4 separate regions of the Mus musculus genome follow, and all the other regions are linked to region 3. The links are chromatin loops, found by intact Hi-C in ENCODE. Cell type or tissue: left cerebral cortex. All regions are shown on one strand. Region 1 overlaps Cntn2 (contactin 2). Region 2 overlaps Nfasc (neurofascin). Region 3 overlaps Tmcc2 (transmembrane and coiled-coil domains 2). Region 4 overlaps Dstyk (dual serine/threonine and tyrosine protein kinase).

The links. Peaks named below come from ENCODE experiments on the same cell type or tissue, not always from the same donor. Only the 100,000 strongest peaks of a DNase experiment are listed, where the experiment ranks them.
Region 1: a loop joins it to region 3, with 4 times the contacts of the local background. A loop is called at or near these places in 12 of 42 quality-filtered maps.
Region 2: it touches region 3 in a loop (4-fold over the local background); 15 of 42 quality-filtered maps call a loop at or near these places.
Region 4: it touches region 3 in a loop (2.4-fold over the local background); 2 of 42 quality-filtered maps call a loop at or near these places.

Annotation. Positions count from the first base shown.
Region 1 is chr1:132,520,908-132,528,907 of GRCm38, forward strand. It overlaps Cntn2 (contactin 2), which reads right to left. Exons shown (of 23, transcript NM_177129.5): 5 at 7,705-7,800; 6 at 7,169-7,378; 7 at 6,788-6,887; 8 at 5,381-5,556; 9 at 4,911-5,047; 10 at 4,400-4,529; 11 at 2,686-2,836; 12 at 2,451-2,578; 13 at 2,028-2,203; 14 at 1,426-1,546; 15 at 814-972; 16 at 232-381. Among named protein-coding and RNA genes, the nearest start is that of Cntn2, 18 kb to the right of the region's middle. In left cerebral cortex, CTCF peaks have their summits at 182 (motif pointing left), 3,215 (motif pointing right) and 5,103 (motif pointing right); DNase peaks (open chromatin) are centred at 49, 3,205 and 5,132; H3K27ac peaks cover 554 bases.
Region 2 is chr1:132,591,774-132,599,773 of GRCm38, forward strand. Nfasc (neurofascin) reads right to left here. Exons shown (of 30, transcript NM_182716.4): 22 at 4,753-4,875; 23 at 3,711-3,884; 24 at 1,578-1,592. Among named protein-coding and RNA genes, the nearest start is that of Gm51646, 48 kb to the left of the region's middle. In left cerebral cortex, CTCF peaks have their summits at 317, 3,069 (motif pointing left) and 4,559 (motif pointing left); DNase peaks (open chromatin) are centred at 13, 309, 506 and 3,066; H3K27ac peaks cover 1,007 bases.
Region 3 is chr1:132,364,149-132,372,148 of GRCm38, forward strand. The region is part of intron 2 of Tmcc2 (transmembrane and coiled-coil domains 2); the gene reads right to left. Among named protein-coding and RNA genes, the nearest start is that of Tmcc2, 23 kb to the right of the region's middle. In left cerebral cortex, a CTCF peak has its summit at 3,607 (motif pointing right); DNase peaks (open chromatin) are centred at 66, 388, 905, 2,332 and 2 more places; H3K27ac peaks cover 3,891 bases.
Region 4 is chr1:132,453,275-132,461,274 of GRCm38, forward strand. Dstyk (dual serine/threonine and tyrosine protein kinase) reads left to right here. Exons shown (of 13, transcript NM_172516.4): 4 at 1-45; 5 at 787-870; 6 at 1,958-2,134; 7 at 2,586-2,715; 8 at 3,051-3,207; 9 at 3,595-3,727; 10 at 5,043-5,156; 11 at 6,602-6,716. Among named protein-coding and RNA genes, the nearest start is that of 6030442K20Rik, 20 kb to the right of the region's middle. In left cerebral cortex, no CTCF peak of the experiment used is centred here; DNase peaks (open chromatin) are centred at 4,931 and 5,124.

The sequences.
Region 1 (8,000 bases), 160 kb after region 3:
GCAGAAGCTTCCCCTCCTGAGGCTCCTCCCCCCACAATGCTGGAGCTCCTCCTCTAGAGCGCTCTCTGCTGGGGCTCCTCCCCCCACAGCGCTGGAGCTCTCCCCAGCCCCCCCCCCGCCCCCCCGCTCCCCCCCCCCCTGCTAGAGCCTAGAGCTCCCTCTGCTGGGGACTCCCTCTGCTGGGGACTCCCTCTGCTGGGGCTCCCTTTGCAGAGAACTCCAGACACTCACCTGCTTCCTTAGTGCGGATTCTGCTGGAGGGGCCGCTGGGCTCCCCAGTGCCCAAGATGTTGCTAGCTGAAACCCGAAACTCATAGTCCATCCAAGGCATGAGCCCCAGCACCTGGGCAGTTTCCGCGTTGCCCTCGATATTCACAGGATCTGCAAGGTCCCAGGCAGTCAGCGGCCAGCGGCCATTTATGATGGTGGCAGGTTCCGGACCCATGTGGCCATTTGTGTTCTGCCCTCAGCATGGTCCTACCGTTCGTTCGCTAAGCCCTCAATTACTCTTTGACTGAAAAGCTTGTCTGAAAAGCTAGTGAGCTCTGATGCCACAGGGCCTTTGCTCTTCCCTCCACGGATGTTGAGCATGCCGGCGTTCTCTAGCAACACAAGGCTGCTGCCTCCAGCTCTCCCTCTCCTTACCCTCCTGGCTATGAAGGTTTCCCTGCCTGCCTAGGTTCTCCCTGGAGGTAAGAGAACACACCTTAATTCTTTTCAAAGCCTTAGGGTCAGCCTTGACCCTTTGACCCCTGTCTTCTGCTGTGCACACAGTGGTTATTAAAACTGACCCACATGGTGCCTCATACTTACTGGTCCGAACCTGCTTCCATTTCCCTGAGGGTGGAGTCCGCGCTTGCAGGGTGTACTTGGCAATGGGGCTGTGATTGTCAAAGCCACGACTCCAGCTAAGCTGAACAGTAGTGTCTCCAATGTCTCTCACCACCACACCCCCAGGAGGACCTGGGGGACCTGTAAGAAGCAGAGCACCCTGGGTCAGAGGTGGACAGTTTGAGTCGGTTTTATCTAGCCTCAGCTTGGGCTGACTCAGTATCTAGATGGGGCATCAGAGGGCAGGAGAGATAGGGTGGGAGGCCAGAGGATGGGGGCAGAGGAGAAAGATGAGGAGCGAAGCATCTCAGACTTGGTGGCTCACAGAAGGGTGTACAAGTTTGCCCTGTACTGGACCTGGAACTCCTGGGCTCATGAGGTAAAGTCTTAGGGGTGTTTAGGGTACATTTTCTTTCTTGATCATGGCTTTGGAAGACATAGTCTACTCATTTAGGACCCACAAAGAACTACACAGGCACTAAACAGAAGTGTCCATCTCTCCAGCTTCTGTCAGCCTTCAGGGAGGGAAGAGAGGTGGGGAGAGTCGGAAAGCCTAGAGCCTCTCTGAGACCTGTGGTGGCTGACTCCCATTACCTCGGACCAGGACTGTGGCCTCCTTGGATGCACCATCCACCACTGTCTGGGCCATGCATGTGTATGTCCCTCCGTGGCGTAGCTGGGCATTCAGGATAGTCAGGTCCCCAATGGTCTCCTTCTGTGCACAGGGAACAGCAAGGAATGATGAGACAGGAGGAAGCCCTGACTAGTGTAATAGGCCACAAGACGAAATGGAGCCTAGATTCCCTGGCTGAATGGCATCCATGCTCTCTGTGCCTCAGTGTTCCTATCTGTTCAATGGGAAGAATGAGCTACTTGGTACCACTGGACATCAAAGCGTGCCACATAAGACAGTCTTCATGAGCCAAGTTAATGATGGCATTTGCACTAGGGGAGAGGGACAATAGTGGAGAGAATCTCCTGGGGTACTTGGAATGCTAAAGCTTGATTCTAACTTAGAAGGGTGGTCCTTGGGTGGATGCAGGAAAGGTGGCGGTGGGTCCTAGGGTGAGCTTTCTCGGCATGGCCTCGGGGGTTAGGGGAAACTTTGGAAAGCCTGAAGCTGGTAATGACTGAGGCCATCTCAAGTCCCCTGTCTTATCTGGAAGGAGGGAGAATTATGAGGCCTCAGGCCTTACCACACTGGCTCTCCGGTAGTGACCTCCAGGCTTATCAAAGTCAACAGGGAAGTCATCCAGGGTCCAGGTGAACGTGAGGTCCATAGTGGGGTCATGCGAGGCGTGGCACTGTAGGGTCAGGTTATCACCCACATTGATGTCAGCACTCGAAGGAGCTAGCGTGATCTTCGTTGCATCTACAAAGCAAAACAGCAACAACAAAACAAGGCTCTGTGAGGGAAAAAGCCCAGGAAGGAGAGAGGCTCTGGCCTGTACCCCTAGAAGAGATGCATATTCATGAGTGGTCAGATTCTGGAGGCTGGCCAGGGGTGGTCCCAAGAGAGACTGAGTTCTGACGTTGCCTTGAAAGCAGATGTATAGGAAGCCAAGAGCAGATGGTTGGCAGAACAGCATCCCAGCATCTGAACAGACCACAGTCCTTACCTCGCACAGACAGGATCCCGGTACTGTTGGCTTTGCCCATGAAGTTCTCAGCAAAGCAGGTATATTTGCCTTCATCCGATCGACTGATGTTTCTGATAATCAAGGTGCCGTCCAAAGTGACAGTCACTCTGCAGCAAGGACAGAAAAAGATCTAGTCAACTGAGGGACACACCGTGGCCATTGGAAGGGGACTGACCTCCAAGACGTCATCTCAGCGGTGGCACACAGAACCTACCTGGTACTGTTCCCCAGAATCTCAGTACCCTTGCTCCACAGTATTGTAGCTTTTGGAGCCGCACGGGGCTGGCACGGGATACTGATCTCTCCCCCTCGGGCTGCAGGGATCAGCCGCCTCACAGGGTTCTGCCTGAAGTCTGGGGCCAGAGCTGCAGGAGAGAGGGTGCTCAAACACTCACCCTCGAGATAGCCACCCGCCCACCTCAACTAAGATGTCACCTGGCTATGTGCTAAGCATCTGGCCTCTGGAGACCAACTTGTCAAGTGGCAGCAACATCTCTAGAACTCATCTACCCCTGTGTCATCACATCTGGCTCCACTCGTCCCTCTCACACGCTCCAACTGTCTGTCTTGCTTTCAACTTTTTCCCTTTTTCTTTTAAAGACTTCTTTTATTTTTACTTTACACACACACACACACACACACACACACACACACATATATATATATATGAATGTTTTGCCTGCTTGTATGTCTGGGTACCACTTGCATGCAGTGCCTAAGGCGGCCAGAAGAGGGCGTATGAGTCTCTGGAACTGGAATTAGAGGTAGTTGTGAGCCACCCTGTGGGTACTGGGGATGGAACCTGGGTCTGCTGTGTAAGAGCAGCCAGTCCTCTTAACTGATGAGTCATCTTTCCACCTCCACGCCCCATAGCTTTCCTTTTAACCCCCTGAATGCCAAGTCTTACCTGCCTTTGGATCATTGTGTCTGCATGCATATTACCTGAAACTTCCCCAGATATTTACAAGTCTGTCTCCCTCAGGTCACAGTCTAAACGTGACTTCCTCAGAGTCTTTCCTGACCACCCCATCTAACCTGCTCACCTGGGTACCACTGCTGTCCTTGGTATTTTTTTAACCATACTTTTAGGGTTCTCTGGAATAAATTCTAAGTTTGTTCCTCTCCCTTTTCTTGTACAGTACTTTAAGTATTTAAGTACTACTGTATTTGCTCCTCATGAGATGCTTTGTAAGTTATTGGTTGAATAATTGAATGAAAGGAAGAGTCTTGGGGCTGGAGAGATGGCTCAGTAAGTCAGAGCATGGACCTGAGTTTAATTTCCAGTGCCCAGTGGCTCACAACCATCTGTAACTCCAGTTTCAGGAGAATCTACACTTTCTTTTGACTTCTGTAACATGTGATACACATACAAATACAGGCATTCGTACAAATAAAATAAAAAATAAAACGAGTAAGTCTTTGTTGAGCCTTATTAAACTTAATAAAGGCTTCTAACGTTCATCTTGCAGCAGAGAAAACGTGCCTTGTAAGCTCAAGTGGCTGGTGTTCCTTGTCCCCGTCTGAATGTCAGGCCTGTCATAGTTCACCCTTTGAATTTCAATTCCCCTCAAAGCGCTGTTCAAGGACAGGATGAAGCATTTTTTAAAATCAGGAAACTGAGGCATAGAATCAGGTAACTTGCCACAGGCCACAGAGCTGAAGGAACTAGGTTAAATACAGATCAGATCTTTTCAATGCAGCAAGTAAAAACAAAAACAAACAAACAAAAAAAAAAAACCCAAAAACCATGTCTTTGGAAAACTCTCAGTCTCATGTCTTGAAACTGGTGCTACTCAGGGGCCATTGGAAAACAAGAAAGAACATACATGTGTATGTTAGCACACGAGCCTGCAAGTGTGCATTTGGAGAAGCCCAGCCAGACACAACCTTCAAGCACCAGGGCTGTCCCTGCCTCCTGGGTCCTTTACCTTGTACAGCCAGCTCAGCACTGGCATAGATGGTGCCATGCTTGTTTTCTGCCACACACTGGTACATGCCGGAGTCCTCCAGGTTCAGCTTAGAGAATCGCAGGTCCCCAGCCAAGACCTCCACCCGGTTCTGTGCAGAAGAGCCAAGGCAGGAAGATGAGGACCACTGGAGGCCAGGAAGGAGTCAGGGGCGGGTGGTGATGGTGATGGTGGTGGTGTGCTGCAGAGGCTGTAAGCTAACATCCCTCAGCATGAGGGTTCATGAATATAGGTCTACTTCAGGGCTGCCTGGTCCTTTAGGTCTCCTGGAGGCTAGATTAAGGTTACATTTCTGGTTGATGGAGGGATCCCAGATCTCTGTGATGCTACACAGGTGACCCACCTGTGGCCATGTATCTCTCTGTGAGAAGAAGCACCAGAACGTCCCAAGACCCCTTGGTTGGCCCAGCAGGGTAAGCGGGCCAGGCAGCAGAAGAGGGTGGTCGTGTGGGAGGAAGCCTTGGTTTCCTACCTGGGAGGCCAGAGGTTCCCCGTTTCTCAGCCAGCGCACCATGGGCCGAGGCTTGCCTGCCGCAGCACAGCCCCAACGTAAGTTGGAACCAATGTCGGCTTCTGTGTCTGAGATCACCTTTAGCCACTCAGGCTGAGCTGTGGGGAAGAAAGAGAGGAATAGGGAATTATAAGGCTGCAGTATTTGTAAGTGACAGCAGAGGGCGCTGTTGGTATTCTGGGCTGGAGAGAACAAAGAAATGAGGGCGAAGAAGCTGGCACTCTCTGGTTGTGCCAGGGACTGATTTAGCAACTAAATCTTTTGAAATACTTGTGTGCTTTCTGTATGCCCCCGCTGAGCTCTGAAACGGCCTCTCCAGCTATGTTTAGCAGTCCTGGCAAGGGTCAGAAGGCTCAAGCAGAAGGCCTCCCAGTCTCTTGGATTTTCATGCTGCTTCCTCAGGGAAGACGGAGGTATCTCCAGCTCAGTACCTTGCACAATGATGCGTCCCTGGACGGTGTCACGGCCCTTGGAGTTCTCTGCCTCACATTCATAGGTACCCTCATCTTCAAAGCTAACACTGGGGATCTGCAGGGTGGGCTCTGCTGTGCCCCACTGAGGGGACAAGGAACCATCCACTTTGCGCCACTTGATCCTGGGAACAGGGCTGGCAGGGGAGAAAGAGCCAGAGGGGATGAGCTGAGCTGAGCATGTTTCTCGAGTGTCCACAGAGCCTATGCTCACACTCGCAGGCCCTCCTGAAGCACTGGACAAGGTGAAGGGGACTCCTGTTTGGGAGGGGACAGACGGGAAGAGGGCACAAACGAGACTAGGAACAGGCTTTTATAGGTCCCTTTTATCATCACCCCGCCTTTCCAAGGCATGTTAGTTATTAGTAATTTGGACATTAAAATGGGCTAGGGAACCATTGGATCTGAGGAATCAACATGTTACCCTGCTCATTTATACATGTTTCCTGGATGCTCAAGAACATCCCACACAGCAGAAAGCAATGACCCTTGCTCTAGAGGATCCTTTTTCCGGGACAGCAAGAAAGAGAAGCAAGCCTTTCTGCTGTAATTTGTGAAATGGCTAATGTAACATTCATGCCACACCTGTCAAAGCACCAAGCACCACTCTCAGGGCCTGGTATCCATGGACCCAACTGATCTTTGTAAGAATCCTTTAGCCACTGTCAACCCTGACCATCCGTCAGTCCTAGAGCTGAGCCTCAGATGTGAGGTTGTTTGCCCGAGGTCTCCCAGCCAGCAAGTGTTGAAGCTGAGCTTTGAACCAGCAGGATGGGGTCGGCACACTGTTTTTTCTGCTGCTAGCCCTGGCTTGCTCCTTAAACTGCTTAGGATTTTACTGTTTACTGTTGGGAGGCCACATGACTCCCTCATGCCTATAAAGCCCCTCCATCTGTGTGTGTGTGAGTGTGTGTGAGTGTGTGTGAGTGTGTGTGTGAGTGTGTGTGTGAGTGAGTGTGTGTGAGTGAGTGTGTGTGTGTGTGTGAGTGTGTGTGTGAGTGAGTGAGTGTGTGTGAGTGAGTGAGTATGTGTGTGTGTGTGAGTGAGTGTGTGTGTTTGTGAGTGTGTGTGTGTGAGTGTGTGTGTGTGAGTGTGTGTGTGTGAGTGAGTGTGTATGTGTGTGTGTGTGAGTGAGTGTGTGTTTGTGAGTGTGTGTGTGTGAGTGTGTGTGTGTGTGTGTGTGTGTGTATGTGATGTCTCACTGGCAGAACTTGTTTTATAGGTAGTGGGTGGTGCCTGTTTTGTGTCCAGGACTCTGTTAGTCTATTGACTTTGTTCTCTTTAACTCTGTGATCCCTCCTGCTCTTGAGGGGCTTTGAAATGAAACCCTGCCTGGGCCCAGGACACTCTTGTCCTGATGGTACTTACTTCCCAAAGGCAAAGCACTCCAGGGTGACCTGCTGCCCAACCAGTGCGTACGTCTCTGGGGGGAACCGGGCTTTGATACTGGGAGCAAAGAGTCGAGGATCTGGGGGGGTGGAGGGGAGAGAGAGATTGACTGTGTGAACCACATGCAAAGGGCTCCAGGGAGGTGCTTTGTATTAGGGCCCATGCCTTCCAAAGTTCACAGATCACCACATAAATATTTGGAATCTCCAAATGTTCTCTTTTTCTGGGGGGCCTGGGGCAAGGATCTGAGACCCGGCAGCAGGACCTCATATATTCTGAGCTGCAATTCTTAAGCTTGGTAGAATACCATTTCTCCAAGGCCTATTGACCCTTTCAGCCTCCATTACCCTAGATCCTGACCTTCAGCAGCCAGGTTGAGCTGCGCGAATTTGCTGAAGACGCTCTTGGTGGAGAAGTCCAGGTGGCTGGTAGCCAGGCAAGAGTAGTTGCCCAGGTCCGAGGCATTGGTGCGGGCGATGTACAGGTTCCCTGTGGTCTGGGACACGAAGTGACGCCCATCCGTTGGGATGAAGTTGGGGAACTCGTTGAGGAGCCAGCGGTAGGACAAACCTAGAAAGGAAGGAGTCTGAGGAAACAAGGGTGTACTGGGATCACAGGCAATCTGGGCAAGACCCCAAACATGCTGCAAACTCTGTCTTCTCATGAGAACTTGCAGCTCTGATCAGGGGCTGGGGGTGGAGAGGGGAGAGATGACTTTGACTCTCTCCTCACGATGAACTGCGAACACTCTCAGTCCAGCTAGGAAATTGCAGAGCCATTGAAAGTTAAGACTTACCACCTCCTGTTCTGTTTTTCCTCTCCCATGCTAGCATCCAGAAGTCCTTTCTGGTACATTCCCCCTCCCAGTCCTGCGCTGGCCCAGAATCCCCACTTACCTGGGTAGTGGGCAGGTGGGTTACAGGGCAGCATCACCCCCCAGCCCTCGTGGGTTTTCACGGGGTCTCTCTCCTCCTTGGAGAATTCCTGTAGAACTGGAGATGGAGAAGAGGGCTCAGGCAACTGTCTTCAAGCATGCAGCGCCCCAGTTCCTCCACCATGGGCAAGAAGCAGTCGCTAGCATGCCATTTGCTGGCAGGAAAGCCTGGCTCGAGGCTACCGCCACCTGTCCTTCCTGGGAACCTTTTCCTGGCCCCGTCTACCCACACCCAACAGCTTGGCTCCCATGGATCTC
Region 2 (8,000 bases), 230 kb after region 3:
CCGTGTGTCATGTGGAAGTTGGTGCCTGGAAAACACACTTGATTGACAGCAAAGACCCAGGGCCCATCCTGCACAGCATGCTGAGTTTAGATCGTTTAAAATTGGAAGGAAGACATGGAGGGGGAGTTGGAATGACACGTCTCCTTGCAACTGCAGCTCACAGGAGGGCTGCACAGACTGCCCTCTGAACACGGCAGACTTCTTACTGCTGGATCCTCTACACTGGGTCTGGAGTGCCCAATGAGGAAGGAGACAGGAAAAATGCTTGACCAATGAATGAGCTTTGAGTGGACTCACCCCAAGTACCTGTTGTCTCCACTGGGGAAGAGACTCACACATGAGCCAGGAAGACAGGGTGACCCTCCCTCTAGCATGGCAAGAATTGTTTGCTCTGTGGTCCCCAGGCCTTGGACAACTTCTGTGACTCACATCCTGGAAGAGGGCTGGTGGGAGGAAGCACTGGCCTAGCTGGCTGGCCTGGTTACTGGGTAGGAGGCTGAGGTAGGGAAGACTGGTAGTTTCTTAATACTGGCGGATCTGGCTGGCAAAACATGAAACCATAAGGGGGTATGCAACAGAAGCAGAATCAATGTAGGAAGCAGTGGGCGGAAATAAACGGGTGTTGGTAGGAAGCAAACCAAGTGAGCTAGGAAATACAGAGCAAGCTCGGATTCCTGCCTGGTTCTTGATTCTCTCACCTAAAGGTGTGTCTTAACAAAACTTGTTTCTTTATGCAGGCTCTCGTGTACCCTGGAATGCCCTCATCTCCTAACTTGTGGGAAAATCCAAGCTCAGAGGACTAGGAAAGGAACCCAGGCAGCCCTTGCCTAGTTTCTCTGGCTTGAGGGCAGCCCTTGGTAGAGCTTTGATGGCCCTCAAACCAACAGCATGAAGACTGGAGGAGAAACTTGTTAGCAGGTTGGCTTTTGTCACAGACCCACCTGGCCAGCTCCTGACCCCAAAGGAGGGGGTCTGTCTCCATACCAAATACTGAGGAGCTGAGTTCCTGGAGTCAAGACCATCAATCCCTGACACACATTGAGGCTCCAGGCTCTGGAGCCCTGGTCTCACTCAGAGACGTGCTTGCTTATTCTCACTGAATGGAACATACGCTAGCTGGTGGAATGGCGCTGGGTCCCCCCATGCAGCATGCAAAGGCCAGCATGCAGTGTGTTCACCCTTTCAGGGGGATTGTGGTGTCACCAGGGCCAGGAACCAGCTGTTCCCTCTATAGCACACCTTCTAAGAGCATCTCTATGATCAGAGATGTCAGGTCCAGCAAGGCTCAGGTGGCCACAACAGGTTTTCTCTCAGCTTCAGAGGGTTCTACATGTGAGACCACTTCTGAGCCAGCCTCTTTCGTAAGGACAAGCATTATATGAAAGGAGAGAGCATGCTCACATCCTCTAGTCAATGCTCTCTAAACACCTTCCTTTCAAGTTTGGCTTCTCCACTGAAAGGGTGACCTGGAGCATGCTTTCAGCCCTCGCCACTTCCTCTTGCTGGGCTCTGGCCAGCATGGGCTCCATTTGCACTGCCCCGAGCCATGCCCATTACCTCTGTTGATGGTACAATACCTGCAGTTGGAGTAGCTTCAGACACAGCACCCAAGATGGCCAGAGAGAGAGGGAGAGAGGATGAGAGAGGGAAGAGAAAACAGCATAGGTGAGACCACAGAGGAGAACAGAAAGGGTCTGGCGCCAGCCTGACTCCAGGGGTATGGCCAGGTGCTAGATGCAACCCTGAGGATGCTAAGTGGTGTTCAGGGCGTCATGCTCTACCCCACCGGAGCTAGGCGGGTTGTCGTTATTCCACCTGGGGCTTAGAGACCTAACACATTTCTATCCATAATCAAGGGCTTGCCATATAAGAGGTGTCTGCAAGGCACAATTCAGGCAGAGTGTTATATTCCAGCTTTTCCCCCCAGGATTTGTCCTACCCTGGCTGGGCTAAGTGATCCTCTACGATGCCAGGAATTGAGGATAAAAATGTAGGTGGTGCAGGAGCAGCCAATTCTAGGCAACAAGATCCCCTGCAAGATGCTTGATAGTAGGGCAAGGGACCGTCCCAGGCTCATATGTTCAAAGTATGATGGCGCTGAAGGCCCTGGGGCTCTGAAAGCATGTGATCTGGTTTTCTGCTGCCTCAGTTTTCCCCATTAGTTGTAGTTCATAAGATTAGGAACACAAATATGATTGAGAGCTCTAGAATAGATCTCTGAACAATTTCCACAAATCCAAAACCATCTCTGTTCTCTGGAGTTGCAGGAATTCCCCCATCATGGTCACTGGGGTTGGACAAAGTGGCTTTGTCTGCTGCCCTGAGGCGGGAAGAGAGGCTTTCTGGACATCTCTAGAAGTACAGAGAGAGTGTACCCTAGTCTGTCAGTCTCTGGTAGCAGCCCTAACCAACTTCCTGAATGTCCAGGGGTTGGAAGAGGACACCAGGATCGGGAGTTTGTTGTGTGACTACTCCTTATCTAGGAGACCAGAGAGGGACACAGGGGGCTGACAGTCCTTTCCCAACTGCTGCTGCAGCTGTACAAGAATACTGTGCTGAAGCAGCAGGGCCTGGCCGTCCCCTTAGGAAGCACAGCGCTCTCCTGGGACACAGATGAGAATGCTCAGAAGAGCACATCTGGATCAGGAGGAGACCACAGGACCTCATGGGAGACAGGCACTAGTCACGATCATATGACAGTCCCAGGAATACTTATTCACATCGCCCTTTTGGTCTCCCCTTACATATTGAATCTCCCCAAACTTCCTGCCCTTGGCAACACCTTCATTCAGGCAGAAAGACAAAGAACCATTATTGAGGACGTCTCTAGACATTGTGAACTTCTTACTATCTTTATCTCCCTTGCTACTGGTGCAGTGCCTGGCTTGGTACATGAGGGTGGGTCCTCAAAAAAATTACTGTTGCATAGACTATTGTCTCTCTGGAGAGGTAGAGAGTGCTCACCATTTATAAGGCGCTGCCAGTATTGAGGCTTTTAGGGTCCAATTTTTTGGGAGGTTACACTGAAACCAGCAATGCATGCAAATGAGCCGAGAGCGCCCTCTACTGTACACTCAGGTCAGGCACAGCTCTGGCTTGGGATCTTAGAGGTTAGAACTGGCCTTGACTGAGTTCACTTGCTGTTTGTGAAGCTGGCTTGGCAAGAGTTGTTCCCAGCTCCCACCTCTCTGCAACCAGACACCTCATCTTATTCATGTTGTAAAGGGAGAACATATTATTTCCTGCTCTGCTTTTGATCCAGGCAAGCACTTTGCCCTATCTCCTTGGCTCTCTATGCCCTTGGCAAAAGACAGGATGTTCCCAGAGTCCTCAGGGAGGACTCTCAGTAGATGAGCAGTTTGACTCTTTGGAGTTCATCAGGATGGTTATTTCTCATGTCCCCCTGATTGCCTGTCGTCTCACATGTCCTTCCTTATTCCCCTGCAAGGACAGATAGTTGATAAGTAGCTGAGTAAGTCAGGGCAAAGTGGAGGACCAGTCCGCCTGTACATCTAAGAGTGATGATCTTTCCCGATACACTACTGATATCTCTCAGTACCCAAGTCAGGCTGTCTCCTGCAGTGGGCCTGAGGTTCTGTGGCCTCACTTCCTTTCTAGCCGGGAAGGCCAAACCCAGCTTCTGGTGTGTTTCTCTAGGTGTCTAGATTAGTTAGGGCCTTTTACTCCAAGGACTGCCACCGTGGACCTACCTTCATTTGGAGGTGCTGGGGACTCCTCTGTGGCTGCTTCTCCAGAGCCCACCTGTGTCCTGGCACTGAGGGAGAAGCGGTAACGCGACACTGGGTCTGCTCTCTGCACAGAGAACTTGGTCTGATTGGGAGAGAAGTTTTCCACCATCTGCTTTCCCAGTTTGGTTCCATTAACTGGGGAGAGAGACAAGTGGGAGGTTTGATAGGACAGCTTTCGGAGTTTCTGGAAGAGGAATGTGGCCCCTGCCCAGCAATACTCAAGACCTGATTTAAAGGCGGGCATCGGGACCTCCCACTATAAGTACTGAGGAACTTCCAGTGTTCCTCAGGGTTCACATTTGTCACTGAGCCCAGCGTCTCTAGCCTCCTGAAAGTCTCGTGGCCAATTCTAAAAGCTCAGCTTGCACTTCCCAAGCCCCCGGTCAAGGTCAAATCTTTGGAATTCTTCTCTTCTGTCCAAATAGAACCGGGGAAATCCCCCAGGGCCTTGATTGCTACTGCCTCTTTTGTAAAAGACCACACTTTCTTCAATACAGGAGGGTAAAGGTCAGATCCAGAGATCAATTCAGAACAGCATGGAAGACACACTGCTAAAGTGTCAGTAACAGGTCCCTGGCCCTTTGGGCTTCCCAGAGAGGGGCAGCACTGTCTACACTGGACGTCTTAACATTGTTGAAGTGTGATGGCATCCCTGTTCCTATGGAGACTCCTGAGCATCCTCAGATGCCTGCGCACACACCATTTGCCCATCACATAGAAGGGCTAATGGGAGAGGAACTCTTCTGCATAGCCTTGTAGGTGCTGAAGACTACCAGCTTCCAGAGGGCTGGGATTACTGCCTCCTACAGGCGGGGCTGTATAAGAAGAGCAGGGACTGGGTTCTGCTTGCTCCCTTAGTTATGGAGAGCTCTCCCTTAGCGTTCACATTTCCTACGGAATGCCCTCTGCGCCCATAGGCTTCTGATCTCCACTCCTCAAGAAACTAGTGAGAAATGGTCTGTGATTGTATCGGATTCAGAGAAAGCAGGGAAGCAGAACATACAGGGCACGTATCTGAGGATGTATCCAATCAGGATTCCGTTGGGGTGCTCTGGGTGGTCCCACTCCAGGTTGATGGTCTCCAGGTTGGGCTGTCGGACTCTGAACCGCCTGGGGGCACTGGGTACTTGGGGAAGGAGGAAGGAGCCAGGAGGTGAGGGCAGGGAGGATGAGGAGAACACAGAAAACAAAGTACAGGCATGAAGGCATGACCTTAGGTATCGCTGTGCAGGACTACTGTCGAACCTGGACCTAGCTCCTTAAGGGCAGAGCCTGCTGCCTGCCTGGCAACCACTTTCACCTGGTATAAAGCCAAGTGGGCTCTGCTACTGCTGCTGAATTGGAGGAAGAAGTCAAGTGAGTTTCCTTTTAGCAGCTACCCTGGAGTTGACACAAATAGGTGGCTTCAATCCTGCAAATATACCTCCAAACCAGAGAGCCACTCCCAGGCAGGGAACCAATCATAGCTGTCTTGTGGCAAGGGTGCAGTTCCCAGTCCCCAGCCAAGGGCTCTCACCACTGGCTGCAGCAGCAGGCCCCAGCTTCTGAGCTGGGAATACAAGCTCTGTCGGGGAGGAGATAGAGACTCAGGACAGAGCACCTGGAAAGGGGTGGGGAAGTGATGAGGAGAGACTAATGATAGGAACCAAACTGAGGAAGGAGGGAGAGACAGGGATAAAGAAGACAAGAGGAGAGCAAGGGATAAGCGAGAGGAGGAAAAGAAGAAAAATAGGAAACAGTTAAGGAAGGAGGGAGGAGAAACAGAGAAGCCATAGCTCATGCCGAGTGGATAAAAGAGCTGAAGGGGAACCAAGGTGATAATAGAACTTTCTAGATGTCTGGACCCCAGGGTTAGATCAAACCTAAACCCTCAGGAGGGTGGGGGTGACACTTGGTAGTACTCTATACACATAGGCCAACTTCCCAGGAGTGTCTCTTGATGCTGTGGGGGAGGCTCGTGTAGATCTTGGGTGCTGGTAAGCAGGACATTGAAGTGGCCAGACGCACTCGTGGCTTCTCCTCAGAGGAGGTGCTGGCTTCAGTCTCATGGCCTGGGTCTGGAATGCCATGCGCTCACTGCACAGATCTCTTGATAAGCAAGTTTCCAGGAGGGTGGGTCACTTTGGTGACGGTCATTCGCTTGCCGAGGTCACCCTAGCTGTCCATGCTGGAGCTGCCCCAGGCTCACTGGTGGCACTACCCTTGTCTAAACCCACATTGAAGAACTGCGGGTCAGACCTACCTCCTTCTGGGGTGGTGAATTCCTTGGTTTCACTTCGAGGCCCGTCACCTCTCCCATTGACCACCACCATCTCCAGCTTGTAGTTACTGTAGGGGAACAGGCGGGCCACCACGCCCCGGGGACGGTCACCAGGGAAGCTGGCCTGCTGTCTCTTCTGAGACACCCACAGGTTCTTCAGCAAACTGCTTTCCCTCCAGTAGTAAGCCTTTGAGACAGAGGCAGGTTGGTGAGTGGCGAGGCAGCAGGGCCAGGTTAGTGGTTAGTGGTGGTAGTGACTGGTCCTCCCTTTGCTTGCTATAGGCTGCTCTGTCTCAGATGACCTCATCCTCCCCATAGAGGATGGCAGGACAGCCTTAGGATCCTGATCACGAATAGAGTAACGCTGAACATGAAACACAGTTAAAATTTTCACCCGTTTTTGGAGCCACGCCACCACATCTTTGGAGAATATGTCCCAGCTGGGTAACAGGTTGCACAAGGAGAGTCCATGCCAGAACCATAAATGTGAACCAGGGGTCCTGGCGCAGAAAGCTTTGTGCCTGGTGCTCAAAGGCCATTTTGCTTTCAGTTGGATTAGTACTGTTTAGGGAGACAGAAGGTGGGCACACAAGGAGCAGGTTGTCCCAGACAGTCAGAGTATATGAGCAATGGTTGATTTAACTCTCGGAAGCCAAGCCATTTCTTCACATACCGTTGAAGATCGTTCCGATGGCAGACACGTGTCCAAGTCAGTAGGGATACAGGGCTGCAGGGAGCGGAGCTCGGATGGGAAGGGTGGCCTTGGAGGTGGCAGAGGTGAAGGATATAGTGAAGGTCTTATTAGCAGTGGTAGGAAGCCACGGGATAACGTGTCACAGCAGTGTCACGGGCAAAGTGGTGAGGAAATCCACACTTATGGAGACTGATAAGTACTTCAGTAAGAAAAATCTCCAGGCCAGCAGGTTAAGGGTTAAAAGTTAACTGTTGGGGAGGAGCTAGGTCAGGTGCACCTGGCCTTCCTTTCTTTAGTTCACTGCCAAGTTCATTTTCCAAGAAGGGACCGACCTCCTTCTGTGTGTCCCCAGCTGCCCATCAGCCAACTCCTGATGACCTCAGAAGTCACAGACCCGGGGGAACCCATGCCATACCACCCTCACTGTCAACTGAAATGCAGCTTCCTTCCTGAGGGAAAGTCCTGAGTTACTTCTACAATCTCAGCCCAGCCCTCTGAGGACAGAAACTGTTCCCAGGCTGGAGGCCCAAGAGGCCAGGGCCTTTGGAATCTGTGTCAGGTAGCAGAGTTGGCTGAGGTAACAGGGAGGCAGCTTATATCCCTTTGGTGGCTTTGCCCGTTAGTGTGGCTTTCTGCAACCAGGCTGGGGAAGCAACCAGCTCAGCAGGAGCCTCTGAGGGAAAGGGTGCAGCTCACGGGTGCTTTGGTTATACACACGTTATTCACATATGGATAGCCAATGTGTGCTCTGCAGTCCCGGCTGAAACCCAGCCCCGTCCTAAGGGTTCCTAGCCGAGCTTGACCTTGCAATAGATCACGTGTGTTCCTATAGGCATGAGCTGTGTGATGTTCCTGCTAGTAAGAGTCCAATCCCGTATGATTCTTCCACCTAGTGATGGTTGTAGCTATCATGACGTCATTTTACAGAGTATTACATGTATGGTTGTGCTGGAGTTGTGTAAAAAGGTCTACTGGGCTGCCAGTCACAAAACCATAGCAACAACTATACTGCTTGGTGGTAGCCATCACTAGGTTACCGGGTTACACGTTTATAATGTTATTTATGTTATTGCTTTGCTTTTGCAGTGCTGGGGATTGAATCCAGCTTCATGGATGTTAGGCAAGCCCCCTCCCACTGAGCCATGCCCAGGCCCAGCAATTTTTTTTTTTTATCCTATTTGGAAAACACAGCTCACTGTAAAGCAGTGTCAACATTACACTGGCCACAGCCTTGTGCACCTTATGCCTGCTGTGCATGTTGACTGCAGTAAGCTGCCGAGCTGGGGAACTGGCTTGT
Region 3 (8,000 bases):
TACTGTTTGGCCACAACAAGAAAGGTCATTCTGATAATGCCAGGACATAGACAGTTTGCTAAGCAGGGCTACATGCTGAGATTTCCAGAGTGCTAAATCTACAGAGACAGAGGCGACAGATTAGTAGTTGCCAAGGGCTAGGGGAGCCAAGGGATGGGAAATGGGTGCCTCATGGGTCTGGGGTCTCCCTGAGAATTGTAAAGATGATCTGGAACTGGGAGGGGCTAAAGCTGTGCAGCATGGGCAGGGAAGGGCAGAACCCACCCATTGCAGTAGCCGAAGGAGGGTGTCTTGACTGCCTCTCTGCCTTATGATCACCAGAGAAGACTCTTGCCAGAGTGCCTCTCTCTTGCACAGAGAGAGGAACAGTGTGGTGACTCAGTGCCTGTCATCAGCAGGTGGAAACTCCAGGCCCCCAGCTTGGAGCAGGGCCTAGCTACAAAGACAGCTCCTCTCTCCAAATGGTGCAGATCCTTACTCACTCATTCTGACGGCTACCAGCACCACATCTGGGGCTGAAGCCCCCACGGCATGGTCCCCTTACCCTACTTGCCTGACTGAGAAAGGCTGGTCCACTCTGGCTACCTGACTTGGGATGAATAGCCATGAATAGGCTGAGCAGACTCTAAGGCAGATCTAGGCAGTGGGGAGTCCATGACATGGTCCTATTAGAGAGCTTACTAGCCAGGGCTGCAGCTATACCCAAGTTTAAGACACACTGATGAATGTTCTGGCTAAGGCAGAGCTGGAGTGATTTCTGAGTCTCTGGGGCCAGTTTTTCCTGTTTCTGTCTTGGCTTCAGGGAGATCTCCCCACAGTTCATGAATAGCTGGGCACCCTGTCTACTAGCTTTGGTCGTGCCACAGACCTGCCATCCTACCCTGCTTCAGCAACACAAACTGAAACTGGATTAGGTACCCTGCCAAATTACAGAGTCTCCTGGCTCAGGACTTCCCCAGCCTTGGCTCCCATTACCCTCTGGGCTTCTCGCCTCTTCCTGGGCCTGAGTTCAGTGTCCTTGCATTAATCTGGCCATGGGACATTTGCCCTCCCCACTGAATGATAGCCCAGCATTCTGAAAGATGGCAGGCAAATGGTAGACACTACATCAGCTAGCCTGATCTGTCTCTGTGCTTGGCCACACCGGTGGGACCATGCAGGATGCTGCTCCTGAGGGTAGGGTCTGGCTTCCACTGCATCAGAGCTCAGAAAGTGACTGTGCAGGTTGAAGGTGGGGGGAGTTTGTCAGGACGAGTGACTCAGCAGTAACTCAGCGGAGATGCTCTGAGCAGCTCACTACTGTCCTGGAGAGACTCTGATTCTATCAACTCTTTTGGGATAGAGAACACAGATTTGCTTTACTTTTTAAAATTAAGTCCCTTGGGCTGGGCGCACGCCTTTAATCCCAGCACTTGGGAAGCAGAGGCAGGTGAATTTCTGAGTTCAAGGCCAACCTGGTCTACAGAGTGAGTTCCAGAACAGCCAGAGCTACACAGAGAAACCCTGTCTCGAAATGCACCCCCCCCACCCCCCCCCCCCACACAAATTAAGTCCCTCTGGAAGTAAATCCAGATCAAGATGGAGAGGAAAGCCCACGGCTAGCTAAAATCTTCCAGCCTCAAAGAGGCAGTTTGGCTAATGGGAAAACGGTAGGGGGCAGAAGGGAAGCCTCCTCCAGCCTCAGGACCTGAAGTCAGAGGCTGCTCCTGCTCCATTGTATCAGACTGGTGGCTCTCTCTTCCCAGTGGGAACATATGGGGCCCATAGAAATGTTAGCTCCAGCTTTGGACAGGTCATCATACGGATCCAAGTACTTCTAGGCAGGCAAGGGGGTAATATGGGGAAAATACCCAGGAAGCTTAAGGGCCCTTTCTCCAGAGGGTAGGTGGTCAGATGTCAGATACTCAATAGGCACCCAAAGGGCATATGTATATGCGGAGATCGAGATGGAAAGATCCCCCATAGCAACGGCTCAGGCCACATGAGGAGACAGAGTATGCCCCCAGTGGCTTTGTAAGCCCTTTACTGCTTCTGCAGGGGCATTACTGGGTACAGACCACACATAGATGAGGGAACACGTTCTTATTTCATGCCACACCCATCCATGCCAAGGCCACGTGTAGCTACCCACCTTTCATCAACGCGCCTGCTCTGCTCCTAAGGACTAATCTCTGGTGCTGGCGGAGGCTCTAACCTTCCCTACACCTTCGTTTCTGACCCTGTTAGGGCTACTTCGTGGCTGCAGTCACAGCTATGTCCTCCCTTCAGCCCTGGCCCTTCTGAGAACAAAGCTTCTTTGTCTACATAAATGCCCACTGTTCTTCCATCGCTGTAGAGCCACAGGCTCTTGGTGCAACCGCCTCTGGAGCTGCTCTTTCACTTCAGAGGCTCTTTAACTCTCCAGCAGTCAGATGCTAGAAACCTAAACTCTCTCTGGTCCATGGGGGTCAATGCTCTCAGAACCCCTCCATTTCCTTTTCCCTGACACTCCTCCTGAACACAGAAGCAACCATGACTAGAAGCACCCTTTGGGTTTAATTTTATGCCAGCTCCTCTGCATCCAGAGTTCTCTACAAGTGGGCAGGAGAGAGGTTGGTTCTGAGGAACCCACAGAGGGAGCTTGCTGCTTGACAACCTCAAGAACTGACTTTCCTTTATTCTATAACCCTACTGCATCTACCACATTGAAGTCTTTCCTCCCCCCCGCACCCCCTCCCGACCCAGAGCCTCACCTGCATAGATACTGTTTCCCAAAGCCGTGCTGGCAATGAGGTGCCAGGAGCTTTAAGGCCCCAGCTGTCTGAGGACAGTGCCAGGCTCCCAGAGTCACAGTCCTTGGGCAGCATTGAGCTGGCTGTTGGGAGCCGGGGTCTTCGAGCAGGTGTGCTAATAAAACTCCCAGGCTCTGAAGCCGCCATCTCCAGTCTGAGTGAGGCCCAGCCAGGGATTAGGGGCGGATTGCTCTAGATTCTCTCCTCCCCCAGGGCACATGTCTGTTCTTTCCCATCTGGCAGGATCTATGGAGGTCTATCGAGCCAGAGGATGGAGCAGTGATTAGGGATCTCTCTCCAGCCCAGTGAGTAGGAAGATGTCGTAGTGTGGCTGGCTGGGCTGTGTGCAGGGGTTTGCCACATGCAAATATAGGACAAGTGACAGTTCACCCATCAGACAGGCCCTGACCAGTTCCTCTCATGCCCAAAAATGTACTCAGTGACCAGAAATCCTCTCACAGCAGCTCGACTGACCAACTCCTCACTTTAGCGCATTACGGGAGTCTCCCGGAAGGGGTCCCACTCAGGCCTCCTCTTTCCCTGTTCAGTGACTTAAGGCACAGTCACTTCCACCCCAGATTCCCCAGTAATGGCCTGGAGGAGTCAGCCAGCTTCAATAAGGGAATTCCTCTGTTCTGAGACTTAGTCCCCAGAAACCATTCTGCTCTGGACACCACTGTGGCTCCCTCCTGGCTTCTGCTTCCCGCCCTCTGCTTTCTGTCCCCTAGCACTGCCCAGACAGACACCACCCAAGAGACAACAAAGATGGCCAACTCACAGCAGTCTCTTTCTCCCTGGACTTCATCTGTACAGTCCTGGTAGGAAATCCTATTGGTCAGCAGAGGGAGCCAGAGGGCCACAGTCGAGGACAGCGAGTAGCGAGGAAGGAGCCTGTAGAGTCCTAGGTCCACTGTCTCTGAGCAGTTTTCCCCAGGCAGAATACCCATTCAGAGACTCTGCACGCATCTGAGCCTCAAGAAGCACACAGGACTTAAATACTGAGGGCCAATGTGGATCATACTGATGCAGCAGTCCCAAGTTCAAGAAGGTTCCAAGAGATAAGGAGGGCCCAGTGCTATCTCTAGGAGCCAGTGCCAAGGTTTGCAGCCAAAATCACCGAGACCAGGAATCCCCCACCCAGGATCTTGGAAACTATGCAAACATGTGTCAGCTGATGACTTAGGCTTTGTGAGGAGGCTGGCAAGTCACATCACACAGGTCTCCATGTCTGGAGCCATCTCTGACCTATGGAGCCTGGGAAAACGCTAAGCAGCTCCTACTTCCATAAATAACTCCCCTTTATGTTTTGACAAGCACTGTTCCTTTTGTATAATGGTTATTAATAAAAAGTTTTGCTGTCCCTACTAAACTAAAGGAAGGAAAGAAGTAGACCTTCTGTTTATCTGGGGCCCTTCCTGTGGCCATCATGAGGCAGATCTCCATTGACAATGAAAGTGGAGGGTGATGGCTGATTATCTCAGTGAACTGGAATGGAAGTTCTCTGAAGTAGACCCATCCCAGGTGAGAACAAGTATGACTTGAAATCCTATCCCCAAGACAGCCCCTTCCCCGCTCCCCCCCCCCCCTTTCTTATGGTTTCTTTGAGTTTCTCTGTGCAGTCCTGGAACTCACTCTGTAGACCAGGCTGGCCTCAAACGCAGAAATCCACCTGCCTCTGCCTCCCAAGTGCTGGGATTGCAGGCTTGTGCCACCAACTGCCCGGCCTTAAGATTTTTAAAGTTAAAAAAAACCTCTAAATTCTGCATGTGTGTGCATGTAAGCCCAGGTGCCTGTGGAAGCCGGAGATACTGGATCCCCTGAAGATGGAGTTTCAGGTGGTTATGAGCCTCCGAAGTGGGTGCTGGGAACCAAGTTTGGGTCCTTGAAGAGCAAAATACTCTTAACCTCTGAATTACCTCTTTAGCCCCAGAACTAAGAATTTTTAAAATTATTTCTTTTATATTTTGAGGTTATAATATAATTATATAATTTCTCCCTTCCCTTTCCTCTCTCCAAACCTTCCCATATAACCCTCCTTGCAAATTTCATTGTTGCCTACATATAGGTATATATTTGTTGGCCAAATGACTTTAAATTCACAGCATTAATGTACAATATAAAGTCTGCAAATGCGTGACATTTCTCACTGCGCTCCTCCTTGTAGAGCTGAGTTTACACTTCAGGCTTCCCTGGACACCTCACCTCTCCACAGAGTATGAAAACTGACCAGGACAGTGTATGAGTATACAAAAGTACCAGAGCACTAGACCCACAGGGCAGCTTACCCACAGGCTTGTGAGCAGTGGGTTGTACCAGGCTCAGAGTGCATACCAGCACACGATACCTTCTTGCCTAAGGTCTTGGGCTTCCCATGATTGCCTGGGAATATCCCATGTCCTCCAAGGCATTCCCTCATCCATCTCTTTCTAAACATCCCTTTCCTTTTTCTTTTTAAAAATTATATTTATTTCATTATCTATCTATCTATCTATCTATCTATCTATCTATCTATCTATCTATCTATCTATCCATCCATCCATCCATCCATCCATCCATCCATCCATCCATCTATCTATCTATCTATCTATCTATCTATCTATCTATCTATCTATCTATCTATCTATGTGTGCAGTGTATGTATGCATATGGTCACACGTGCCACAGCAGACATATGGAGGACAGAGGCTATCCTGCTGCAGTTGGTGCTCTCCTTCCATAACTCAGGCTACCAAGCTTGGAAGTGGATACCTTTACTTTACCCACTGAACCATCTCACTCACCCATAACCTGAGGAAGAGGAGGCAGTTGCAGTGACCACAGGAGACCAGAAGTCAGGGAGGGCTAGAACTGGGGTTCTCTCCCACCACCCCCAACTTCTCTTTTACTGTGGAGCTGTCTCTGACTGGCAGGGCTTCCTTCCCACACTTCCTGATCCACAAAGCTCAGAAGAGCAGAAAAATGGTTCTGTTAGGCTGCATGGCATTAAGATGGCCATAGGGAAAACTGCACCCCAGAAGGACACTTCAGCTTGACTCCTAGAGTAGCTCATCACAATGGTGGTCAGGAAGAAGGAGGGAAGAGCTCTGGGGATGAACCAGTAGTCTCTAAGAGAAAAGGAACAAATAGGGACTACTCAGTGTCTGCATGGCAAGCTGGCAGGCAGAGCCCTTCTTCTCTATGAGGCTGTCCTTGTCTTTGTCCATGAGCAGAGACCCTCAGTCTGCCACTGTGAGCTGCAAGGATCATTTGCATGACCTTGTGTTTCAAGCTTGGTTCCACAGTTGCTCTAGAGCATAGGCTGAAAGCATCCACGCTGTGTGTGTGTGTGTGTGTGTGTGTGTGTGTGTGTGTGTGTGTGTGTATGTGTGTGTGTGTAAGGGCAGGAGTTAAAGGTGAATATGTCTGTCAGGAAGATACGTGCAGAATGGGCTCTGTGGATGCTGAGTTAACTTTCCAGGAGCCTGGCAGAGTGTTTGGGAGTCAGAATGGCTGATAGAGACCCTTACCCTGCTACCCACAAGCTATACAAGCGATACAGCCTGCAGGATGAGGCCAATGAACCAGAATGGGCTCAGGCATGGGCACGGGCACAGAGAGAGTGTGTAAACTGTGCCTCGGCCTTGCTAGCTGCCAATGGTACATGGGGCCTGACACACTGTACTGGTATAGGTTATTAGAACCGAGGCTCTCTCACCACATGTGATTGCATACACCCATGGACACATCACAGTTTCACAGACAGTTCCTTCACGATTTAGCCTGGGACAGAAAAGTAGCTGTCATCTGGAGTGAAGCTGAGAGTGGCAAGAAGCCATGGGGCGAGCTGCCACAAGTATTTAAGCAATGGTTCTGAAGGCCCTTGAGTCACCAAGCAACTCTCTCTGCAAAGGAGATGTGCTGCTGGGTAGACGGCACACATACTTCCTAGTAAGTGCTGGCCGTCCCTCTTGGTCACTTCCTCCACGCTCTGGCTGAGCAAGAGGCAGTAGCATGGCAGAAGCAGCTGTCACCACCGGCCTACAGGCCGAGGCAGATGAGCTGCAGCTGGAGGTGTCTAGCCTCAGCTTAGCCACACAGAGCTAAGTCTGGGGGCCATAGATGGGCTCACATTGTCCTGGAGCAGGAAACTGGAAGGAGCCCAGGTCCTGGGCCCACACTCCTCTGCGCGCCCTCAGGGCTCAGCTCGCTCTCACACTGGCTGCTTCCTCATTTAGCATACTTCCTCTTCACTCAATTTTGATATCAGGTCCTTATTTCTTTAAGATTTTTGTTTTTCTCTGCCTTAAATAAAACAAATCATGCTATTTACTTTTTTTCTCTCTTAAAAATAAAATAAATAGAGTTGGGCATAGCTCAGTGGTAGAGTCCTTGCTCTGCAGGCATGGAGCCCAGGGCTCGACTCCCTAGTACCATGGAACACAAATAAAATGTAAAACTCACTCAGCAGCATCCACGCATTCTACAGAGTGAGAAGCCCGAGAACAGCTGAGAAGCAGTTAAATTCAGTTCCTTGGAAGACAAAAGACTCCTGGGCTGCACATGTTGTGTGGCAAAGTCCCAGAGAGGCTTCTCAGGAGGCTGGCAGCTTCCCTGGTGCTCACCACGCCTCCCCTGGAAACAGAGGTCAGGGAAGTCATTACCCCACACTTACTCTTAGACCTAACCAGGTCACCAGTAGGTACTGCTTTCTGCTGGGAAGACAAGAGAATGGTTTATATTGCTAACTGTGAGCTGCAGCAGTCAAGGAATCAAGGCAGGCACGTACCCTAGGAGTATGTGGAGAGACACGGGCAGGCATGTACCCTAGGAGTGTGTGGAGACACAGCCCCAGGAGCTGGAGCAGCAAACAGAGGGTCTAGTGAGGGAAAGCCCCAGCACAGCATTGGCGTGCATATACCATGAGACCTTTCAGCTGCCTTCAGGAAGGGAGGAGGCGCCTCCTCTGCCTGCCAGGCTTTTGTTGACCTAATGTCTCAGATACTCTGGTGTGTGTGTGTAGGGGGTGGGTAGGTCAGGGCAGGACTGTCACTCCTGGGCATGGGAACCTGGTCAGTGGAAACAACCATGTACCTGGCTCATGGTTGAGCAAACCAAATTCACTTCTGAATGGTCCTCTGCTCCCCAGAGGAGGATGTACTGGGAACAGGCCCTGAAGAAAGTGACCCAGAGGAAATGGTATCTCCTTTCTGCACAATTTTTAGGACACAAAGTACCCTCTACCCGACCCCA
Region 4 (8,000 bases), 89 kb after region 3:
TCACAGGATGTCTCAGTTCATATTACCAGCAACTATCTCAAACAGGTGTGAAAAGAATGGTTGCTAAGACACTGTGTCACAGGTAATATCTGGGACAATTTACAGACAAGCCCAACCTCAAAGTAGCCAAGGAATTCCCTTTGAGATAGTCTAGTTAAAACTTCATTTTGTTTTCCTACTACATGGCTACTGCCTGAGGGACATGCTAATGAGCTGTAAACTTACAGATGATAAAAAGGAATAGAAAGTAAAAGAACATATTGAGTCACAAAATGGGGGTGATGAATTTGGGTTAATTTTGTGTGTGTACATATGTGTGTGTGTGTACGCGCACGCGCGCGCATATATATATATATCATAAACACATATATAATATAAAGTAAATATGGAATAAATTTGGGAATGTTTGGACTGCTTTATAATTCTTTGTTTGGGCAAGCAGAAGGAAGGAGTGGGGCACATGGTAGCCAAGACTGGGCTAGCCTTGAACTTGCTGTTGTTTTGTTTAGGGCTGGACTTGAACTAATTCTCCTGCTTCCACCTCTGAAGTGATGGAATTACTGACATGTGCTGTGTCTGGCTAGATTGTGGTTCTTCTTTTTTGTTTTTTGAGACAGGGTTTCACTCTATGGATCTGGCTGGCTGGCTGGGAACTTGCTATATAGAACAGGCTGGCCTTAGCCTGCAGTGATTAAAGATGTGCACTGCCACACCCAACATGGACTTGTTCTTGAAGTTGTCCAGAGATGGCTGTCTGCATGTGCTCCTTCATGTGTTCTCTTCCAGATCTTAAATGCCGCTTACCATGTTGAGGTCACTTTTCACTCGGGATCCTCAGTTACTCGGATGCTTTGGGAACAAATCAAGCAGGTGAGTGTTCCCCAGAGGGGTCCTGTCAGTCCATGATTGGCTCAGTTACATCGTACACTCTCCAATAGAACAGATTCTTCAAAGATGCTCTTAAAGGAGGGTGGCCATTATTCTGGTTTGTCTCTCTGAGAGAATTCTGTTAAACACCTAGTCTTACTTAATTACTACCAATGTTCCTTTAACGCTTTAAAAAGCTATACATTTATATAACACTTGATAAAGCCACAAAATTCTACATCATTAGGTTTTTTTCATCTGTAAAGACAGTAAAGACTCAGCCTAAATGTTTCCTCAAAACTAGGTATTAGTTGGGCGTGGTGGTGCACGCCTTTAATCCCGGCCCTCGGGCGGCAGAGGCAGGCAGATTTTTGAGTTCGAGGCCAGCCTGGTCTGCAAAGTGAGTTCCAGGACAGCCAGGGCTACACAGAGAAACCCTGTCTCGAAAAACACACACACACACACACACACACACACACACACACACACACACACAAAACAAAACAAAAACTAGGTATTGTTGGGGCTGGGGATGTAGCTTGGTGACAGATGGTTTGCCTCACATATGCAACACCACAGGTTTGATTCCCCAGTACCACAAGAACGAACAAGTAAACAAACAACAAAAATCCAGACAGAGTCGATGATGGTGGTGCAGCCTTTAATCCCACCATTGAAGAGGCAGTGGCAGGCAGATCTCTGTGAATTCAAGGCCAGCCCGGTCTACATAGAAAGTTCCAGGACAGCCAGGGCTATGTAGAGAGAGATCCTGTCTGAAACAAAAAAGCAAACACACAAAAAACTACACATTGCTGTTAGGGGCCAAGAGTGTGGGTCCTGTCCTGTCCCTGTCCCTGAACAGAATACATTGAGGGCTGCGAGCATTTAGATCAGGCTTACTGGTCGTTGGTGCCTACCTCTGGCTGAACTCTGGGTTTCAGGTAGGCAGTGTTAGAGTTGAGGTTGGATTTCATAGGCTCTGAGTTAGGGTGCTCCTGGTGAGAGACTGCAGAGAAGGAAGGGCATTGTTGGAGCTGCCTGGGAGTGCCTTCTCCTTCCTTCAATGATCTCACTGTCCTCATCTTGGCAGATCATCCAGCGTATCACATGGGTGAACCCACCCACCATCACTCTAGAGTGGAAGAGGAAGGTGGCCCAGGAAGCCATCGACAGCCTCAGCGCCTCCAAGTTGGCCAAGAGCATTTGCAGCCAGTTCCGCACGCGGCTCAATAGTTCTCATGAGGCGTTTGCAGCCTCCTTGAGGCAGGTGCGTATGTAGGAAAGGAGCAAAGCTGGGACAGTCAGAAAAGAGCCTCCTCGAGAGAGAAAGAGTATACCCTCTGCTACTCTTATAGTTTTCAAAAATTAGTCCAGTTAATTTTTGTCCATATAGCTGAGTGAGAAAGGAGCATGGAGGAGTACACACTTTCTATATGTTTATACAGTAGTTTAAGAATGAATGAAAGAGGAGTGACTTCCTGACTCTGTTCAGTTCAGTTATGTGCCCCACGTGTGTGTAAGGAAGGGGGAGAGAATGAACATATGCCAGGCATCTAAAAGGAGCATGACTGTTGACATCTCACTGCCATTGTCCTAAACATGTCTCGTACTCAGTTCTCACAGTTGTCAGCATGAGAGATTATTTCTAGGTATACGTGGGGAAGCTGAGGTGAGGGGCTTGAAAAGTCTTACATTGCCTTTTTCTGTTTCCCTCCTAGCTGGAAGCTGGCCATTCTGGCCGTCTGGAGAAAACTGAAGATCTGTGGCTAAAGGTTCGAAAAGATCACGCCCCTCGTCTGGCCCGCCTTTCGCTAGAGAGCCGGTCTTTACAGGATGTCTTGCTTCACCGTGAGTTCTTGCTTCTTTCCAAGTAGATTGGAAGTTGAGGGCCCTCTGGCATTTTTATGCCTGGCCTCCAAGAACCCCAGAGTTTAGACTCCGGCCTCCTTGCAAAGCTGCCTCAGCACTTAGTGCTGGTTTTGAATTCCTGTTTGGTTCTGCTGCTTATGTAATGTGAACAACACGATCAAAGTTAAGTCATCCAACTTGGTTAGAATACACTGAATTTCTTTCTATTGCATGACTGCATGATTACAACTTCTGGCCTCTAGGCAGGACTGCATCTAAGAATCTAAAGAGAATGCTTGGTAAGTCTCTATCCCATCTGTCTTTATATCTTATAGGTAAACCTAAATTAGGACAGGAACTAGGCCGGGGCCAATATGGTGTGGTATACCTGTGTGACAACTGGGGGGGACACTTCCCTTGTGCCCTCAAATCAGTTGTTCCTCCAGATGAGAAGCACTGGAACGATCTGGCATTGGAGTTTCATTACATGAGGTAGGCCTTGGTTTCCTTAATCTCTCTGGGGAATACCCAAAGAAGCTAAAAGGCTGGGATAAGTTTCCTATCACAAGCTGCAGCATCCTATCCCTCTACACACAGATTGCAAAGTGTTCTACCTACCTAGTGATCTGGTCCAGACATGCTCTTTCCTTAGTCTTTTCCCATCACAATTCTCAATTGTTCATGCTGTTTTCTTTCTTAGTCACAAGGACTGTCAGTATTGATAGTCTTGGGCTTTTTAGCCTTAGTGGAGAAGCAGTTCTCCTTTCCCTCTCTCTGGACTTGGACTATGTGTGGACCTGGGATTCTTTCTTTTACATCCTGGTATCTCATGCAGAGTTAGAGCCCAAGTGTAGTTGCCAAAACCTCTTTTTCTCATAGGTCTCTGCCAAAGCATGAGCGGCTGGTCGATCTTCATGGCTCAGTCATTGACTACAACTATGGTGGCGGCTCCAGCGTTGCTGTACTGCTTATCATGGAGCGGCTACACCGGGACCTCTACACAGGGCTGAAGGTGACTGAGGCAGTCAGGGACAAGGGCCAGCTGGAGCCAGGCTCAACCCTTCCTTCCTGGACTTCATCCTTTCCTGTTTATTCAGAACTTCTCACTTTCATAGAAATTGGAGTAATGTGGCTTTACTGCCTTATGTATATGTACATATAATATATGTGTATATTACATATATTACATGTATATACTACATAGTACTATACATGTCTTTATAATAAATCTGGAGAGATTCCATACCCACATAAATGTACACACACCATCCATAACACGACATGCACAACATTTAAAAATTTAAAAGGAATTCAAATGGAGTTAGTTGTAGATACTGAGAGGCTCTGCATTCCAAGTATTCTAACACAAGTTCCAGTAAGATTTAAAGTGAAATCACTTATATGGGACCGAAGTTGTAGCTTAGTGATAAGAGAACTTGCTTGGCATGTGTGGTCTTGAGTTCAAACCCCATATCACCAGAAACAGAGACACAGAGAGAGAGACATGCAGTAGGGGCAGGCACAAAGTCATATATTAGATCTTTGTTATGTGGTCTTGACTTTTAAAAGTAAGTTGGGGTGTGCCACTGAAGAATTTTGTTTGAGGAAAGGTGAAACTCTCAGTCAACTGTTCAGTTTAAACTGTCATCTAAAAAAAACAAAAAAACAAAAACATCACCATTAGTGACTTCTCTTATCTGTCCCCTGCATTGGAACTCAGTAGGAGAGAGAGGCTGACCTTGAGTGTCTGGCCTCCCCTGTATGAGCTTACATGGAGACTTTCAGAAGTAAGGTAGAGAAAACTTAGAAATGTTTCCAGGAGTCACAAGAATTAGTGACATGAAAAAGAGACCCCAAGTAGTTCCCTCTTTATCTCAGGAACACCTGAGGTTTTTCTGTAAGCGGGCTAGAGAATCCCATTTGAGTTTTTGGAAGAAATAGGACATTTTTCAGAATCTGAAAGACCCTTAAGTAATCAGAATGACTTTGGAACTGGAACCCATAAACACAAACCTGGGCTAACCAAGCCTATAGAAGCAGTGGAAGCAAATCTCTCTCGAGGCTGTGCCAGAGTTGCTCTGATGATGGCAGTGAGATGCTGTCAGAACTCAAACCTCTTCTGCTTGGATTCTGGTCCTGCTGACCACTGCAGCCAGCCAAAGGCTTCCTTCTGCCTTCCGTCCTGTGCAGCAACTTCTTCCTTGTACCTCCCACTCGCTGTTCTCTCCTTTGTTGCCACCATAAGTCATTTAGTTCTCACAATTGGAAGTCTCTGCTGGGTTGAGGAGTTATGCTCTTGTGACATCCAGGCTCTTTTGTCTTTCCAGGCTGGGCTGACCCTGGAGACACGTTTGCAAATAGCTCTGGATGTGGTGGAGGGAATCCGCTTTCTGCACAGCCAGGGGCTTGTTCATCGGGATATCAAACTGAAAAATGTGCTGGTAAGATAGAGCTATATTTAGAGAGGACTTCCTACTCTCTGGAGGGTTTGTGTAAAAAGCTTTGATTCTAGGAATATTTACATGGAAAATAGGAGAGTTAGCACCATGGTGAGTAGACGGAGCCCTGGACTTAAGGACCAATCTCAACAGATGACCTTGTGTCAAAACCTTTTCCCTCCACTGTTGAGAAATTCTGTCTTCACAGAAAGGTTAAGAGTGGCAGTTGGAGACCCAGATACCCTTGTATCCTATATTCCTGCAAAGGTGCCCACTCAGTCATATTTCTATTTCTTTTCATGCATCATATGAAGGTAAAATATGTTAGCAAGTTTCTCCTAAGAAGAGTCTCCTACATAATTAGAATGCCATTACCACACTCAAGTCTAACATTGATACAGTAGTGTTATCAACATATATTCTGTTATTGTCTGTTATATCCAGTTGTTCCAAATATGATCTGTTTGGTATTTTGCTGTTGTTGTTTTTCTTATCTAGGATCTAATCCAAGGATTCTGCAGTATGTTTTCTTACCATGCTATTTCTGCCTTCTTTAATATTGAATAATCTTTGCTCTTTTGTTGGTCTTTCTGTTATTGGTATTTTTGAGGAGTCCAGGATTCTTACTATTTAGTGCTTTATCAGAGATGCTAGATGATAGCTGTCATGCATAAATGCACCTTACAAGGTCACATCACATAGATCATAAAGAATTGTTTGACAGAGTCCTCTTAAAAACATCTTTTAGGGTCAGTGACATGGCTCAACTGTGGGGACATAACAGGCTATGGTACCTGTTATTACATAGTGGAAGGAGAGAACAGACTCCTACAAATTGTCCTCTGACCTACACACACACACACACACACACACACAAAGCAAATGAATAAAATGTAATAATTTAGGAAAAAATACCTTCCAGTGTCACATGATAACACCCATGAAGTTGCAGTTTGGGGGAGAGAAAGATGGCCTGGATATTGTAGATAGAAAGATAACAGGCCATCAGGAACAGGAAGGGGCACATTTATTCTCTATGATCAATTTTTGCTTGTTTGTTTTTATATCATTGTTGTTCTTTCTACTGTATTAGGGTAGAGCCAAGGTCTTATATGTTGGTCAGGTCTCCCACACCTAACCCTTTATTAGAGCTTTAAGAATTAAAGAATTGCTTTGGTTGCTGAAGAGGGAAATCAGGTGCCAGCATGTTTTCCTCATTTTACAGACCTTCATTACTCGATCTTCCAAGACTATAGTGATCCCAGTATATGTCGGGGATATAAAGAGGAAAGAAACAACCCCTGCCATCAGGTTATTGACAGTATGGGGGAAGAGGACAATGACAGGAGAGAGTGTGGGATAGTGAGGTTGGAGGCAGGACTTTCTTAGGACTGCTTTGAGGCTGGGTGTGCAGACAAAAGGTGACTCTGACCTGCTGTTTTTGGCAGCTGGACAAACAAAACCGTGCCAAGATCACCGACTTAGGATTCTGTAAACCAGAAGCTATGATGTCAGGCAGCATTGTGGGGACACCAATCCATATGGCCCCTGAACTTTTCACAGGTAAGGCTAGAGGGCAAGGAGTAGGTTTGGCAGACTCCAGTAGTCTGCTGTGGAGTGCTTCCTTCAGGGTAAGTAGTGAGTGCACGTTAAGTCTGACAATGAAGAAACCAGAACAGAGGGAGAGTAAAGAGGGACGGAAGAAAGGAAGGAAAGTGTGGATGGAGTTGGGGTTAGTGCATGCTCTGATCTCTGGGTCATTAGCTCTCTACCTGCCATACTTAGCACTTATTAATCACAAAGTATTGGCTGAATGACTTCTAAATGATGGAACTTGTCATTAAAGAACTTATCAACATGGAGGTATGTGGAGAGGTAAGATAATCTGGAAGTGCTATAAGGCAGCACTAAATGATAAATTGCAGAGTTATGTACTGTTGATGCAGTGTGAAAGAACAGAGTAAGGTTGAAATGCTCAGCAGGTTTATGGTAGAAGTGAGATTTGGGGTTATACTTGAGGCTGGTCTGGGAAGATTGGTAGCGGAAAGGGAACTCTGGTTTAAGTGTACACTCTGGAGTAGGCAGGAGGGTTGGTTTCTGGTGATCCTGTCTTAATTGTAGCTGGTCTTTGCTACTTTGTGAGTTCTCAGTTATCCCACTCCTTATCCCCCTGGTTTCACCCCCTATCACTAGGTAAGAGTTAAAGGAGAAGAGAGGAGGAAAGGAGGGAGGGAGGAAGGGAGGGAGGGAGGGAGGGAGGGAGGGAGGGAGAGAGAGAGAGAGAGAGAGAGAGAGAGAGAGAGAGAGAGAGAGAGAGAGAGAGAGAGAGAGATATCCCTGGATCATGACTAACAACCACCAACCCTGCCTCTCAGGGGCCCTAGCATTTATATTCCCTCTATAAAGTCCCCAGGATTTCAAATATCACATAATTGTTGAACCTATCTGCAGCTGGCAAAACCACGCCTCTGCTAGAGCACAAAGCAAATCATTGTCAGCTGCTTCCAATAGTCCAAAGCAGCCCCATAGCCATAACCTGGGATTAAAGTGAAAGCACTTTTTTTTGTTTTGTTTTTGTTTGGTTTTTTCGAGACAGGGTTTCTCTGTGTAGCCCTGGCTGTCCTGGAACTCACTCTGTAGACCAGGCTGGCCTCGAACTCAGAAATCCGCCTGCCTCTGCCTCCCGAGTGCTGGGATTAAAGGCATGCACCACCACGCCCGGCGCACATTCTTAAAATATTTGTGTTTTTCCCAGAAAAAAAAAATTCTTGGGCTGGAGAGATGGCTCAGCGGTTAAGAGCATTTGCTGCTCTTCCAGAGGTCCTGAGTTCAAATCCCAGCAACCAC